Regions from separate parts of the Mus musculus genome. Here region 2 is linked to region 1. Evidence: chromatin loops called from intact Hi-C (ENCODE). Cell type or tissue: heart. All regions are shown on one strand.

The links. Hi-C counts contacts between places; a loop is a spot of excess contacts. Peaks named below come from ENCODE experiments on the same cell type or tissue, not always from the same donor. Only the 100,000 strongest peaks of a DNase experiment are listed, where the experiment ranks them.
Region 2: it touches region 1 in a loop (2.2-fold over the local background); 2 of 42 quality-filtered maps call a loop at or near these places.

Annotation. Positions count from the first base shown.
Region 1 is chr13:34,186,319-34,188,818 of GRCm38, forward strand. All of the region lies in intron 9 of Slc22a23 (solute carrier family 22, member 23), which reads right to left. Among named protein-coding and RNA genes, the nearest start is that of Gm52037, 10 kb to the right of the region's middle. In heart, a CTCF peak has its summit at 1,335 (motif pointing right); a DNase peak (open chromatin) is centred at 1,353.
Region 2 is chr13:34,992,828-34,995,327 of GRCm38, forward strand. It overlaps Eci2 (enoyl-Coenzyme A delta isomerase 2), which reads right to left and starts at 1,317. Exons shown (of 10, transcript NM_001110331.1): 1 at 1,187-1,317; 2 at 241-403. The coding sequence starts at 1,230. In heart, no CTCF peak of the experiment used is centred here; a DNase peak (open chromatin) is centred at 1,394; H3K4me3 peaks cover 2,110 bases; H3K27ac peaks cover 1,472 bases.

The sequences.
Region 1 (2,500 bases):
ATGATGAGCCTTTTGGTATTGCTCTTCCATGCACCTGTCAGGGGCAAGGATTATTTCCTGGAATATCAGCTGTCTCACAGTTTGCATGTAATAAATACTGGATGGCCATAGATCACAATGACTTCCTAGGTAAAAAGGCCAGCTCACCCACAGGCATGGGTCAGAGAGCTATGAGATTTGGCCCATTTGTCGGGTGAATAATACCAAAACAGCCATTCAGAATTTCTGGTAAATCTGGCCCCTTCGGTAAGTCACAGGATGGGAGGGGTGTATCAGGGACCTGTTTGATTGAGACTTTTGATAAGATTGTATTTCTCTGGGTTTTGCTTTCTCTTGCCTCTGCCCATTAGAGTTGCCATGCAAGAAAGCAGAATACAGCCAGCCCCCCATGTAGGAAGTGTGTGAAGCCGCTAAGCCTCAGGCAAGTCTCACATGACACCAAGTGAACAATAACAAAGTAATATATCACATTAATAACAATATTGGCTGAAATATGTTTGATTTATAGCCCATTTAATTTATAGGCATATGTATATGATTTCGAGTATGTTTATATACATATGTAATAGAGAATCCAGTCCCGTCTAGTGGCAAACTGTATATATAGCAGTGGCCTTGTAGGATTATAGTGAAACATCTCTGAGGATTTTATAGCTGTGGCTGTCACAGAGATCACAGCACAACCCATTTCTACATGATTGTAGTGGTGCTGGTATAGACAGACCTACTGCACTGCCAGTTATATTAAAGGACAGCAAATAGAACAATGTGTAATACTCGATACTCTAGGATACTAAATGATTCTGTTTGTGGGTATATGGTTCATACTATCATGAAGCATTTCTACTTAAAAAAAAAAGTTTGCCTCATGTGGTAGCATGCCCTGTAATTCCAGCACTTGGGAGACCAAGGAATGTGGACAGTCTAGGCCAACCTGGGCTACAAGGTGAGAGCCTACGAGCGACACCCCCAGCACCTCAGGTTTTATTTCCTGCCTCCTGATTTTTGTTGAGCATCTAGGTATGCATTGGAGACTCAAGGATGTCCGCATGGTGACACCAGATAGTGACTTATTTTCCCCCACATGTCCTGTTGCTAAATCATATTTGAAACAGTTGTATGTCTTTGTTTATTTTTCCTATGAAAATACTTTATGTTTCACTATTAGTGATTTCCTGGATTTAATATTATTACAGACAATTTTGTAAGAAAAATGGCATGCCAGTTTTGGTTTTGTTTGTTTCTTTTTGAAGTCTCTCGGGATCTTCTTGTGCTTGGTGTCACATTCATTTCCCTCTAAAAGGCTGACTGGTCAGAGCTCCTTCCTGTTGCGCTGGGAGTTCACTAGAGGGCAGCCTATGCCCATGTTTATATAGCAGTGAGGCTTCACCACACAAACCAAGTTAGGCTTCCGTGTTTCTTAGAAGCATGGCATTGTCACTGTCCACCCGATAGCTTTACTTTGGGTAACAACTCTCTGACCACTGCCAATGGGCAGCCTCAGTAGGGGGAGCGAAGTGTGAATCAGAAATAAATGTGAACCATCAACTCATACAAAAATATGAACACACCCCTTCCTAGGTTTTACTTCCTCCTTTATGTTTCTAGCTTTCCTTGATTGAATTTCTGTGAAGTTAAGCAAATACTGTACTCATTGGCACAGAAGTGAAGAACTAGCAAAACTATCCAGGTACAAACAATAACATGAATTGCAATTTGTGGAATTATATATATATATATATTTCTTCCTTGGTATCTAGGAGGGCTGTTACCAGGACTCCCAGATGCTCAAATATCTTATAGAAAATGTTATGGTAATGCATGGGGCCTACATGTTGTTTGCATCATTTACCATTATTCATAATGTTAACACAATGCAAATGCTGTGTAAATAGGTGCTGTATTTAGGGGTTAATGGTAAGAACTGTACATGACCAATAGGCATAGTTTACTGGGTATGGGTGTTAGGGATTGAACCCAGGGTTGTGTACATGATCAGTACACACTACACACTGTAGCACTGAGCTACACTCACTTGCATCATTTCTATAAACAGATGCTATCCATCAGTGGACGGTTGGCAAATCCTTCTTTGTGTGATATCTTGTCTCAAGGCAACAGTAGAGCAGAAGACAGACATAGGGAACTTGCTCAGAGGGGAAGGTCTCAAGGCCAGTCTGATGCAGATGATCTGGACTATAGTAAAAGAATGGAGCCACCTGAACAGCAGGCAAATAGTAATTAGTGGATAAGAAGCTAGGATGGTGCACAAGGCAAGGACAGACAGTCTGTGACTGGGGCTCCACAAATTTGTGAGGAATTTTGCTGACCTTGAATCAGCTTGTCAGCATCACCAGCAGCTGCCCTTTCTCTTCCCTTGTCCCATTGTTGTGGGTAAAGGAAGTCACTGTAGGTTACAGGAGTTCCTGTTTTCAGATTCCAAATAACAGTGGAGAGAAAAGATGACCCCCCACCCCAACAGAAACAGCCACTGGCTACA
Region 2 (2,500 bases), 810 kb after region 1:
ATCTTCCAAATCTCTTTATTCTGGAGAGAAGCAGAGGAGGCTACTCTGTGCTTTAATAGCATATAAAGGCCTAATATGAAAAACAAAACAAAATAAAGCCTGCATACATACACCCCAAAGGGGAGCCAGCCATGCAACCGGAATGTTAGAAACAGTGTTAGAAACGTATCAGAAACGTATCAAATTCAGGAATCATTTGCTCAAAATGCGTTTAAGTTACAACAGAGCTCAGTCTATTACCTGCTTGTACAGTGCATAGAGTCTTAGCTTCACTTCGTTTCCCGGGTCCTTCTTCAAGAGTTTCACCTGGTTCAATGCATTTTCAAAGTCCTGCTGACTGGCTCTCATTGTTGGTCTGCCCAAGTGCAGTTTAGCCACTTGTAATCTGAAGACCTGCAGGACACTACAAATAGTGGTTTCTGTTTGTTCCTTGCCCTTTTATTTCTGCAGCAACAGGATTACTGATTGGCTCCAACTCATGTTGATCAGAACAGCATGCATCTACAACAGAGGCAGGCGGATTTCTGAGTTCAAGGCCAGCCTGGTCTACAAAGTGAGCTCCAGGATATCCAAGGCTATACAGAGAAACCCTGTCTCGAAAAACAAACAAACAAACAAACAAAAACAACAACAACAACAAAAACCCCAACAGTTTCCCTAAGTAAGCAACTTCCCACTGACGCTTATTGCACGCTCATTCAAATGGAGGGTAAGTTTTGCCTTTTGAGAAAGTCACACAGCGGTTCACTTTGCTCCATAGTTCTTTGGGTTATTACTTATGGAGCACTCTCTCCAGCCACTTCTCTGAACAAAGTGAGCTTACTGCTTGAAACCCCACACTGGTTCAGCAGCGCTCAGAGCTAACTAGCAATATTGGACAAAGTGTCATCTTAGCCAAGGCACTGCGTGCGTGCCCTAGGAAGTCCCGGGCTGGGCCTGGAGGCCTGGGTGCCCCGGGGACCCAAGCACCGACGGAGGCGACCGGAGCGCGTCCATCCTTACCCTTTGGGACTCAGCAGAGGAAGAACCTTCGAGGTCACTCTTTAGAGCTCTCTCGCTGGGAAATCGTCAAAGTAATATCCTGCTGTCTCGCTAGCCAGGCCAGATGACAAAGCGGGCGGCTCCGTGGGCGGGCGAAAATTCCCGCTGGCGACTTTGGGCCGGAGAGTCGAGGCTGCAAGCTTACCTCGGACACCAGCATCGAGCCCGACTCCAGGTCACTGCCGCCATAGCTAGATACTGTGGTCAAACTGAGCCCGGAGGCTTAGGCCCAGCAGAAACTGCAGGGCAAGACCGGGAAGGGGCGGAGCCAGAGGTGCGCTCCGGGCGTGGGTGGGGCCAGGGTTCAGGGGCGGGGCCAGGATGTGAGCTCGGCCTGTGAAAGGACCCGGGGACAAAAAGACTGGCGGAGATAATCTTGGATGTGAGCCCTGGGCAGGGGTGCGACTAGCGACTCCTTCAGAGTTGAGAATGGGCGGGTTTCGAGGAGGAGCCTAGAATGCCTGGCCCAGGTCCAACTCCGTACAAAGGTGATTGGCACAAGATCTGGCAAAGAGGGACAGGGTACGGAGGCGGTTCACTGTGTTCTTCGGAATATTAATCAGAGAGCCTAAGCATATTTATTTACAAACCGGACAGCTCCCAGAATGTTTAGTTAGGAGCACGCTCCTGAGCACGTTCAGTCTAAGGTCATGGAACATTATGTTTAAAAGATTATATGGACAAGAGTGCTCCTGGATATGCTTATCTTGCACAATTAAGTTTAAGCTGAACATGAAACGGTATAAGCTTCATTAATGTAGGCGTTTGCCCCTAAGGTGATTCTCATGCTTAGCAGAGGCCACCTCCAGTAAACACCACGTCTGGCTGAAGATTGGGGTGGGGGTGGGGCAGTTCGCAAGGAAAGGGAACCACACTGAGCAGAGTATTAGTTGAGCTTGAGGATCACTGCGCCCACGTTAAGAAGCTCTTGTAGTGTGTGAGACCTGGAACTAGCATTGTAAAGTACCTTCATAGTGAGTCCTAGACCTCCCTGCCGACTCAAATGATCCTCTTTGCACGTAGATAAAATTCTTGATATGAATATATATATGTTCTGTGCTAAGAGTAATAGAGAGCCACGGAAGAGCTAATTGGTAGAGCTAGAGAATTGACTAGGCTATTTGAGAACAGTCGTGGCTCTTGCAGAAAGCCCGGGTTTGGTTTCTCTGAATCTACAGGGTGGGTCATAACCATTCATAACTCCAGTTCCAAGGGGACAGACACATTTTATGACCTAAACAGCCCTCAGACACACAGATGGTATGCATAATACCAGTATGCAAAACCAATTACATAACGACAGTTAAATAAATAGACAAAGTAAAACAAAAAAGTTACAACAAATACATTTTTTTAAAAAGAGCCATTGGGTATGCTTTTGATCTACTTTACAGTGCAGTCAAGATGCCCGGGCATGTCTCTGAGAGTTTTGTTTCTGTACTAGAGTGAGAATGGCAGA